Regions from separate parts of the Homo sapiens genome. Here region 2 is linked to region 1. The links are chromatin contacts, found by Hi-C or POLR2A ChIA-PET in ENCODE. All regions are on one chromosome and are shown on one strand. The core of a region is the stretch at or near the end of the contact, and the rest is flanking DNA. Distances in the headings are between cores, read along the strand shown. Region 1 has its middle 32 kb from the start of EGLN3. Region 2 overlaps EGLN3-AS1 (EGLN3 antisense RNA 1).

The links. Hi-C counts contacts between places; a loop is a spot of excess contacts on that map. ChIA-PET counts read pairs that join two places held with the same protein, here RNA polymerase II (POLR2A). Pooled maps may share reads with other maps.
Region 2: a loop to region 1 is called in a map of ascending aorta, with 6 times the contacts of the local background. The contact joins two enhancer-like sites. A Hi-C loop is called at or near these places in 2 of 168 maps with a recorded cell type or tissue (ascending aorta and endothelial cell of umbilical vein) and 6 of 50 pooled maps. POLR2A ChIA-PET finds 5 or more read pairs at or near these places in 1 of 52 experiments (GM12878).

The regions. Positions count from the first base shown.
Region 1 is chr14:33,915,932-33,921,441 of GRCh38, forward strand. No RefSeq gene overlaps it. Among named protein-coding and RNA genes, the nearest start is that of EGLN3, 32 kb to the right of the region's middle. RefSeq lists an enhancer at 1,343-1,487 and a cis regulatory region at 1,406-1,413. Within about 2 kb of position 1,546, at least 4 of the 41 ENCODE cell types and tissues checked have a DNase peak (open chromatin) inside an H3K27ac peak, as active enhancers do; they include ascending aorta, where a contact is called at or near this core.
Region 2 is chr14:34,057,487-34,063,478 of GRCh38, forward strand. EGLN3-AS1 (EGLN3 antisense RNA 1) reads left to right here. Exons shown (of 3, transcript NR_184209.1): 3 at 1,646-4,876. All of the region lies in intron 5 of LOC102724945 (a long non-coding RNA gene), which reads right to left. Among named protein-coding and RNA genes, the nearest start is that of EGLN3-AS1, 21 kb to the left of the region's middle. RefSeq lists an enhancer at 2,331-2,832 and a silencer at 2,731-3,090. Within about 2 kb of position 2,770, at least 30 of the 41 ENCODE cell types and tissues checked have a DNase peak (open chromatin) inside an H3K27ac peak, as active enhancers do; they include ascending aorta, where a contact is called at or near this core.

The sequences.
Region 1 (5,510 bases), core at 296-2,795:
ATGTCAACAGACTCCATTGACTGCTAACTTCTAGATGTGTTTAGCCCGGGATGTGCTCCTGCAGGTCTGAAGTGGGAAAAGGGGAAGGCCGCGGTGTTTATTCCCTTCATTCTCTTCTTGCGGGCCTCTCTGTTTCTGGGTACTGATTTCTTCCCATACCCCGCACCCTTTCCTGCCTCTGAGTGGTGGTACCACCTGCTGTTGCAGCCTAGGGCACGGCACTAGGGTTTCCCTAGACCCTCCCCACCTTGTGGTTTTCCTATACCCTCCCTACTGTGGTAAAATGTGCCTGTATTTAACTGTCCTCCAATTATCCTAATTCATGTGTGTCTCCTGGGATCTGTTGCTACACCATGATGAGGTGTGTAATTTTGTTAGTAGTATTCTTAAGTCATTTGGTAATAATCTTTCATCCTGTGAAGCTACAACATGGATTTTTTTAAACTCTTGTTTCCAAGTGCCTAATACAGTGTTATAGGAAATGCTTAGTGACTGCATACACCATGCACAACAGAGCCAAGTGTACTTGAGAGACAACTGGTCCGTTGAGAACAAAATGCATTTGGAGGCCATGAAGTTCAAGTTGAGAGCAGCATTCCCATGCACACCTCTCTCTGGGGAATGCAGCCAGTCCCTGCAAACCCCATTCCCCTCTCCAGGTTAAAAAGTTCCTCTTCACCCTGATGTTAGTTTGAAAAGTTTCGGCCATAACCATATTTAGTTATATTTAGGGAGAGGGGAGTGGTGGGTCAAAGGCTTAAAAAAAAACCCAAGAATGTATATATACTTAAGTAGCTAACAGTTTACTCCTAACATGCTTGTCTGGGAAAGCCTCTACTGGAGATCACGTGACAACAAAACAAAACACCCTTTCTCTTCATTTGGGTGGACAACTGGTTTAGTTTGATTAAATCTCAAACCAAGAATCATCATGTAAACTCATGGCTTAGTTGTCACACTGTGGAAGCCTTAAGCAGCTACAAAACTGCTGCTGATAGGAGACTAGTCCACACTCATCACTGCAAGTCACAGCTGTCTTGTTGTTTTTTAAGCGGGTTTCCTTCATCAAGATAATATAAATTTATGATAAAATGAAATTTACAGACAGCCCAGAGAGGAAGCAGGAGGTAAGAGTGAATTGCCTGGTTAAAAACAGGAACATGTGCAGAGGAGAAAGTTTCCCTGCTCTTGGAAGCCAAGCCAGGTTCCCAGTACCCTGACCAGCTGCTCCCATTTGGAAAAACCCTGGCACAAGATACCATACCAGACGTTCTGCACATGCCTCCTGAGAAAGCCAGAGAAGGCTGAGAAGTATATGGGCCCATGAAAATAAGAAGCAAAGAGGAAAGGGTGTAGAAGTTGGTTAAAAATAAAACTTATCAGATGAGAATTAGGTCCTGAGAATGTTATCTCTCCCCACAGGAGGGTGGAAAAGAAAATAGGCATGTCAAGGAGAACACAGGCCACAGGATGAATAAGCATAAAAATAGGAGGAAATGATCAAGCAAACATGCCAAACAGCCAGAGGACGCCTCTCATCCTAGAAGTGCTGACTTTCCAGGATTGCTCGCCTTCCCTCACCTACTCCCCCAAGAGAATGAGTCAAGGCCAAAAACCCTGGCCAAGGAACTGTTTCCCGGAAAGAGAGACTTTTTTTCCTCTATACCTTTTTGGACTATTTCCATTTTTCCCCCATGTGCCTAGATTACCTTTTAAAAAAAAAAAAGTAAATGTTTATGGAAACAGTTATTGGAATATTCCTACTCCCAGCATTTTATGACAAGTAGGCTAGTCCCCTAGAGAATCTGGAAACTCCAGATAGTTGGTGAACACTTAAATCCTCCCCCAGCTGCTCCCTACTGCTCCCCTTGTCCACACCCAGCCCTGGCTGCAGCCCTGAAGTGAAGAGGCTTGCTGGGAACCCCCATGCTCCATCCCTGTAGCTTTTCAGAGATCTGTGAACTTGATCTACTCCCTAAGCTCACTTCAAAACATGCACCCAGTCATAAGGGATATGCGGTTTCCCTCAAATAAAAGGCACAAAACAAAGACTACAAGCATACCTCATTTCACTGTGCTCCACTTTCTTCTGCTTCATAGATATTTTTTCTAGCAACTCTGCATTAAGAAGACTACTGGAACCATTTTTCCACAGCACATGCTCACTTCGTGTCTCTGTCACATTTTTGGTAATTCTTGCAGTATTTCAAACTTTTTCATTATTATATTATCTGTTATGGTGATCTGTGACCAGCGATCTTTGATGTAAACTATTGTAATTATTTCGGGGTCCCAAAAACTGTGCCCATATAAGATGATGAACTTAATTGATAAATTTGGTTTGTGTTCCAACTGCTTCACCAACTGGCTTTTGCCCTCTCTTGGCCTCCCTATTCCCTAAGACACAACAATCTTGCAATTAGGCCAATTAATAATCCTACAATGACCTCTAAGGGTTCAAGTGAAAGGAACAGTCACACATCTCCAACTTTAGGTCAAAAGTTAGTTGGTGAGGAAGGTATGTCGAAAGTTGGTGAGGAAAGTATGTCGAAAGCTAAGATAAGCCAAAAGCTAGGCCTCTTGCACCAGTTAGCCAACTCGTGAATGCAAAGGAAAAAGTCCTGGAAGAAAACTAAAAGTGCTACTCCTGTGAACAAATAAGCAAGTGAAAACAGCCTATGGTTGATATGGAGAAAGTTTGAGTGGGTTGGATAGAAGACCAAGCCAGCTACAACATTCCCTTTAGCCAAAGCCTAATCCAGAGCCAGCCTCTTTCAATTCTATAAAGGCAGAGAGAGGTGAGGAAGCTACAGAAGAAAAGTTGGAAGCTAATAGAGGTTGGTTCATGGGGTTTAAGTTAAGAAGCCATCTCTATAACATAAAAGTGCAGAGTGGAGCAGCAAGTGTTGATGTTGAAGCTGCAGCAAGTTCTCCAGAAGATCTATCTAAGATCATTGATAAAGGTGACTACACTAAACAACAGTGTAGATCAAACAGCCTTCTGTTGGAAGAAGATGCCATGTACGACTTTCACAGCTAGAGAAAAGTAGTCCACCCGATTTCAAAGCTTCAAGGGACAGGCTGACTCTCTTGTTTGGAGCTAATGCAGTTGCTGACTTTAAGTTGAAGCCAATGCTCATTTGCCATTCTGAAAATCCTAATGCCTTTAAGAATGATGCTAAATCTACTCTGCCTGTGTTCTATAAATGGAACAAAGCCTGGATGACAGCACACATGTTTATACCATGGTTTATTAAATATGTTAAGCCTACAGTTGAAACCTATTTCTCAGAAAAAAAGATTTCTTTCAAAATATTACTCCTCATTGACAATGCACCTGGTCACCTAAGAGCTCTGACGGAGGTGCACAGAGATTAATGTTGTCTTCATGCCTGCTAACACAACTTCCATTCTACAGTACATGGATCAAGGAATAATTTTGACTTTCAAGTCATATTTAAGAAATACATCTCATAAGGCCATAGCCGCCATAGTGATTCTTCTGATGAATGTGAGCCAAGTAAATTGAAAACCTTCTGGAAAGAATTCACCATTCAAGATGCCATTAAAAACACTGATTTGTGGAAGGAGGTCAAAATATCAACATTAACAGGAGTTTGGAAGAAGTTGATTGCAATACTCATGGACATCGTTGAGAGGTTTAAGACTCCAGTGGAGAAGGAAGTGCAGATGCAGTGGAAACAGCAAGAGAACTCGAATCAGAAGTGGAGACTGAAGTTGAGACTGAATTGCTGCAATCTCATGATAAAACTTGAACAGATAAGTTGCTTTTCATGGATGAGCAAAGAAAGTGGTTTCTTGAGATAGAGTCTGCTTCTGGTGAAGATTCTTTGCATTAGCTGCATTAGCTCCTAACAAGAGAGCCAGCCTGTCCCTTGAAGTCTTGAAATTGGGCATGGACTACTTTTCTCTAGCTGTGAAATGACAAATAAGAACTCAGAATATTATGTAAATTTATTTTATTTCTTGTAGAGACGAGGTCTCATCATCTTGCCTAGGCTAATCTTGAACCCCTGGGCTCAAGCAATCCCTCTGCTTCGGCTTACCAAAGTGCTGGGATTACAGGTGTGAACCACTGCATCCAGTCTATTATGTAATTTAGTTGATAAAGCAGCAGCAGATTTGAGAGGATTGACTCCAGTTTTGAAAGAAGTTCTACCATAAGTAAAAGGCTATCAAGGCCAGGCGCAGTGGCTCACACCTGTAATCCCAGCACTTTGGGAGGCCAAGGCGGACAGATCACGAAGTCAGGAGTTAGTGACCAGCTTGGCCAACATGGTGAAACCCCATCTCTACTAAAAATACAAAAATTAGCTGGGTGTAGTGGCACACGCCTGTAATCCCAGCTACTCAGGAGGCTGAGGCAGGAGAATTGCTTGAGCCCGGGAGACGGAGGTTGCAATGAGCTGAGATTGTGCCACTGCACTCCAGCCTGGCCAATAGACTGAGACTCTGTCTCCAAAAAAAAAAAAAAAAGGCTATCAAATAGCATTGCATGCCACAGAGAAATCTTTCATGAAAAGACGAGTCAATTAATATGGCAAATTTCACTGTTGTCTTATTTTTAAAATTGCCACAACCACCACAATCTTTAGCAACCACCACCCTGATCAGCCAGCAGCTATCCACATGGAGGAACGACCCTCTACTAGCAAAAAGATTATGACTTGCTGAAGGCTCAGATGATCATTAGCATTTTTTAGCAATAAGGTGTTTTTAATTAAAGTATGTGCATTGTTTTTTCAGGCATAATGCTATTGCATATAGATCCCATTGCATGCTGAATACACACCGTATAGTATAAACATAACTTTTATATGTACTGGGAAACCAAAAAAAATTGTGTGACTCACTTTAGTAATTTTCGCTTTACTGTGGTGGTCTGGAACCAAACCTACAATACCTCTGGGGTATGGACCTGTTAAATTAATTTTTAATGACCTAGTGTTTAGCCACTCCTAAAATAATGAATTTCACTCAACTGCTCTTAAATCTTCTTGCAAAATTATGACAATAAAATACAACAGCCATTGTCTGTTTCTCTCACTTTTAAAAAAGAATCACAGCCGGGCGCAGTGGCTCACGACTGTAATCCTAGCACTTAGGGAGGCTGAGGCGGGTGGATCACGAGGTCAAGAGTTCGAGACCAGCCTGATCAACATGGTGAAACCCTGTCTCTACTAAAAATACAAAAATTAGCCAGGCGTGGTAGTGCGCACCTGTAATCCTAGCTGCTCAGGAGGCTGAATCAGGAAAATTGCTTGAACATGAGAAGCGGAGGTTGCAGTGAGCCAAGATCGCACCACTGCATCCCAGCCTGGGCAACAGAGCGAGACTCCATCTCAAAAAAAGAAAAAAAGAATCACAAAATGGCCTTTATTTTCTGAAAAATTTCAGCCCTCGGGAGCATAAGTACTTCTGGAAAAGCTGACTTTTCTATATGCTGTTTTTCAAATAAGCAAGATCCAAGAAAAAAATGTGGTTTTTCA
Region 2 (5,992 bases), core at 1,520-4,019, 140 kb after region 1:
AGGAAAGAGTTTTCAATCAGGTCCTGTGTGTGGGTGGGGCCCGGGGGGGTTCCTTAAAGTTAATGGTCAGCTTTAGCAGGTTAGAACCAGCTGGGATAAAACACAGTCTTTAGTTTTGATATTCCTAAGCAAGAAGGGAAATTTCTTCCTTGTTTTCTTCACTCATTCAACAATGCACATTAAGGCTGGGCACGGTGGTTCACACCTGTAATCCCAGCACTTTGGGAGGCCCAGGCGGGCAGATCACTTCAGATCAGGAGTTTGTGACCAGCCTGGCCAACATGGTGAAATCCCATCTCTACTAAAAATACAAAAAACATTGGCCAGGCATGGTTGTACGAGCCTGTAATCCCAGCTACTCGGGAGGCTGAGGCAGGAAAATCTCTTGAACGCAGGAAGCGGAGGTTGAAGTGAGCTGAGATCTCGCCACTGCACTCCAGCCTGGGCAACAGGGTGAGACTCCGTCTCAAAAAACAAACAAACAAACAAACAAAACATGCACACTAAGAACCATCTCCATGCTGGACACTGGTAATACAGCAGTAAAGCAGGCAGAGATAGTTCCTGTCTTCATGGAAATTGCCACCAAGTAATGTGATCTTGTCATGAAAATGTTTATATTATTAAACCTAAAAATTTCACTTTAGGAAGCTTATGTTAAGGAGATAATAAGCTGGTCAAATATTTATACACAAATATATTCATTGGAGTATTGCTTAAGCCAAAAAACAGAGACAACCTAAATTTCCAACAGTAAGGGAATTGCTTAAAAAATACATAATACATTCATAAATTGACTATAAAAGGTTTAATGACATGGGAAATGTGTACGATATAATATTAAGCAAGGCAAATAATATTTTCAAGACATAGAATGTGGCCTCAATTATATTAGACATTATATAAAATAAACTTTTAAAATACTTGGTTGCTGATCATGGTGGCTCACATCTGTAATCCCAGCTCTTTGGGAGGCCAAGGCAGGCAGATTGCTGGAGTCCAGGAGTTTGAGACTGGCTGGCTAACGTGGTGAAACCCTGTCTCTACAAAAAATACAAAAATGAGCTGGGCATGGTGATATGCACCTGTAGTCCCAGCTACAGGTCTGGCTAACATGGAGACACCCTGTCTCTACAAAAAATACAAAAGTTAGCTGAGCATGATGATATGCACCTGTAGTCCCAGCTACTCTGGAGGCTGAGGTGAGAGGATGACTTGAGCCCAGGAGGTCAAGGCTACAGTGAGCTGTAATCACACCACTGCATTCCAGCCTGGGCAACAAAGCAAGACCCTGTCTCAAAAATAAAATAAAATAAAACAAAATGAAATACTTCGAAAGAAATATACCTCAAATGCTAACATTTTATTGGTGTATGAATGTTGTATTACGGGATTTTTTTTTTCTTCTTTATATTTTAGTGTATTCACTTTTATGAGAGTTTGTATTAATTTTATAATCTAGAAAGAATTTGGCAAACATCCCCTCTGAAAAAAAAAATCAGAACAAAAACTACCCCCAAATAGGGAAAACTCTACAAATGGCTTAACTGTGTATACAGTCAAGATCCTATAACCTAGGTCTCTGTATCTAAAGGCAGAATTTACGTGTGAATTAATCTCATTTTTGTTTCTGCTGACTCCATAGAAACTGTGCTCTCCATGGCTTCCTCAAGATGAGCAAACAAGAGTGATACAGATTTTTCTGAGATGGACAGTGCCTCTCACTGACCCCGCCCCCAGTATCCTACGACCAAGGAAAAGAATCTCATGTGTCATTTCTGTGGGCCACGGTAGTTAAGGAAACTCCATGTATTTTCATCTGGAGCCTCACAGCAACCCTGACAAGTGGCTAAGTGGGGACAATGTGAAGCTCGGCTGCCCTTCCCCAAGGCCCTGGTCTTGACAGTCCTCAGGGGCTGGAGGCCCCCCTCATCCATGTCCCCACAAGATTTCTGTCCATGGCACCCAAGGACCCACTCAAATGGTCTTGAATGGACCTGAGGAAGACTGGCGAGTTATTGGTTTTATAAGCACAGTTGTGTCCGTTTACATCTACCAGAAGGTACAGGGATATGGCGAGAGTGAGAAGACGTGACACCTGTTAATACAAACTCTCCCCTTTAACTTGTCTTTCCAGAGAACACAGAATGGGAGACACCGCTAAAACAGGCCACGTTAGCACTAGAACTGATAAACTGAGAGCTAGGTTCTAGATAGAAAAGTTACGATGAAACATCCTCATCATTGTCAACAGATGAATATCTAAACCTCAGCTTTGATGTCCTCTGCCAAATGGATTGGATGATGCCTGCCCTTGCCACTCCACGGGGTCTTTGGGGATGAACTGAGCTACAATGGCGAGGGAGCGGGTGGGATACTAACTGGCCCTTCCCCTAGATAGGAGGCCATCAAGTGCAGAGCCAGAGACCGGCCCTGGGCCTCCGCAGGCTCCCCCGGAGCCAAAGAGAGGCCAAACCGAAGCGCCCTGCCCAAGGCCGCCCTAACGCGACTCTGGCCGCTCCTGCCTAGCAGATACCGGCTGGTGCCCTCGCTTCGGATGCAAGATCCCAGCTCTGCTGCAGCTTTCGAGCCGGAGGGACAATCGAAATGATCAAAAATGCCCGGCGGGCAGCCTTGGCGAGCGCGCGGCGGGGCGCGGGGTGAAGTCTCGCCAGGGCGCGCCGCGGCGGACACCGAGCCACACGCACTGTGCCTGCGCCCGCGGCCGCCCCGAAGGTAGTCGGTAACTGCGGCGGGCGGCGGCCGGGGCTGGACAGCCAGCCCCGCCCGGCAGGCTCGCAGCTCACGTAGCGCTAGCGTGAGTCAGCGCGTTCCAGCGCAGCCCCGGGCCGAGGGAGGGCTCCCGCGCGCAGCGCCAGCAGCCCGCACGTACCGGCCCCGGGAGGGGGCGCCTAGGTGGTTCCACTCGCGGGTGCCCTGTGCCCTGCAGTGTCCCCACGCCCCAGGTTGTCCCCCTCGAAAGCCACGTGGGCGTGGGGCTCGCCTTCCCTGGGCGGAGTCCCCATCGGTGCCTGCCCGCCCGGAAGTAGGGGCGCGAGGGTGACGGGCAAGACCGAGCCCGGCCCGTGATTCTTCCTCAGCCGGAGCTCGACCTTCTCCTTGTCCCTTGCGTTTCCTTTCTTTGAACCACACACTCGCTCGCTCACGTTTGTCCCGACTAAGTTGCCCCCGGCCCCCGCAGCTGTCATGAAGATAGATGGAGAGGTAGCTGCGAGAGCCCAGCCTCGGCGGGTGGTGCCCAGGGCGGACTGGGGAGACTAAAGACAGTAAAGGGCGGGTGGGACTCGAGTCCTCTATCCACCTAATCTCACATGCAGTGGGACTTATCATTCCAGTCGGTCTGCATTTCCTCAAATCTGCACCTGTTTAGTTACGACAACCAGCTTTATAAAAGGAAGCGGCCTACGTGCCTGACAGCTGAATGACGGAATTAGAAGTCATTCTCTACTAAATGTGTGAACATAGCAGGACCTCCGCTTAAGTTCTAGACCTACAGGGTTGCAAGTCTGGGCCTCCTGGGGGCAGGAAAAAATTCCAAGTCCTCCTTTGCCCCTCGGTAAAATGTTCTTTCACAAATTAGAGCCAACGGCACATCTGTGATGTGCCTATGTCACTTTTTCAAAGCCTTGCTCAGGGGTTGGAATGTCGTGGAGAGGGAGACGAGGTGGGTGCTTATGAAGGGAAAGAGATACATGGGGAAGGGGGAGAGGAAACGTTGATTAGGAAAGGAGCTTGCAGTCATGAGTAAAGTGACTGACAGAACGTTATTGAGCCTGTCATGGAGATCAGGCACTATTTGGGCACCAGTGACGCAAAATAAGTGGCTCCCCGTGGTCCCTGCTCTCAGGGTTACAGATGAGTGGGAGATATTAACTAAGTAGACAGTGAAACATGAGGAAGACTTAGTATGACGGTTCAGCACCCAGACTTGGGAACCAGGCTGTGCAGGTTCTGATGCTGGCTCTGCAATTTACAGACCGTGTGATCTTAGCCAAGTGAGTACCCCCATCTGTCCTCACCTTCTTGTTTTGGAAAATAAAAATGGTGAAAACGACTTACTTTTTAGGACATTTCAGAGGTCTAAATACATTAATACAAGCAGAGCACTGGAATTCAGTAGGCACCGAATAAATCTTGTTAATAGAATAAATGGAGGAGATACAGGCAGGGGCTGCCAAGCACAGCAGAGCAGGCTGTATGCTGTACAACTCCAGAAGACACGTTCGTAGAAGTGAATGGAGCTTTCTGGAACTGTGCAGTGTGGTGGTCCTGAGTATGAGTGATGTCTATTTTAGCATAGTTCATAATAGGAAAAAATGGAAAATTCAAATGCACTTATCTATAAATGTGGTATGTTCATACAGTGGAGTACTATTAGAGCTATTAAAAGGGATCAGCTGCATCTATGTGTATCAAAATCTCAAAAGTATATTGAATGAAAAACAGCAAGTTGCAAAATGATACATGCAGCATGATGCCATTTATAGAAAGAAAATGTACATACACACAAAAAATCCCATATATATATATATATATATATATATATATATATATATATATATATGCTGGAAAAATACACACCAAACTTAAAGCTGTCTTTGAATGGAAGGGGAGGAATTCAGATTTGAAATGGTAGTCATAGGAATTTAGCTTATTCTCATATTGTAATAATTGTTTCAAAGAACAATGTGCTTATATATCATGCAGTTTTTTATTTTAAGGAATAGATATAAAATAAAACTAGAAGCAAATATGTCAACACTGGCTAACTGTGGGTTGCTGGAATATGAGTAATCATTATTTTTTCATTTGTACTTTTCTGAATATTCAAATTAAAAATAATTACAACCTTGCAGGTCAAGTGCTATGCTAAAGGTGTAAAAGGGATGGGCCTGGAGAGCATGTCTCGGGTGAGGCTACGCTTGTACACCCACAATCTTCGGTCACAACAGAGAATGGAGCAAGCTCCCCAAGACCCCTCTGCTCTAACCCCACCCTGGGGCGGGCTGGGTGCCTCTGGAATGCCATGGCTGGCCAGGGTTTCCAGACCAGGGCTGTCCTGAGCATGATGCTGCTGGCGACCATGCTTTGCAGGTTCTTCTTTCAATCCTTACCCTCCCTAAAATATGGCGTTCTGGTTGGTGCCTGAGGGGGAAACACCAGATGATAGTAGAACCCTTGAGGACAGGGAACCATCCATGCTCTACAAGTGGGTCACCTACAATTCTGAAAATTAACTGAGTCATTGAATTCAACGCAGCAAGTAAATGGTAAAGGTGGAAATGGAAACCATATCCACCTTATATCTATGAATGTCTACTATTCTCTGCCTCTGTGCAGGACCCTTTCACAGGTGTTGTCCTCTTTTGGAGCAGCTCAATGAATTGGTCAAGATTCCAGGCTTTGTAGTTGCTCAGACCTAGGCTCGAGTAGCCAATGACTACAATTTAGGGCAAATCACTCAGTTTCTCTGACTCTGTTTCCTCTTCTGTGAAATGGGGATAACAGTGGTGCTGGGGGAACGGAATAGATAATATATGCAAAGCACTTAGTACAGTGGCCTCCCCAGGGATCCCCCAGTAAATGGTGGTTAGGTGTCCATCAGGAAGTGGGATCTTTTGATAACAGATGGATCCTGTTTTAAAAAGGAGATTTTTTTTTTCTTATCCTATAACTATCCTTTACCCTAGTAAAGGGTTAAATCGCTGTGTAGGAAAAGAATGAAAGCCTGTGTCTCTCAGTGAGGTGGGACTGAGCTTGAAATTGACATTCTACAAGAGTTTGACTAGGAACTGTTGTTTGGAGAAGCCCACCCTGCCCCACTTAAAAAAAACCAGTGGTGTTTTTGTTTCTTAATAGCTAAATCTACCCACTGAAAGCCCCAAACAGGATTCTCTTACATTTAAAAAATTAGCCTGACACACCAGTGCCTTCTGAAAGAAGCCGTCCGAGCTTTTAAGTCAAACACACT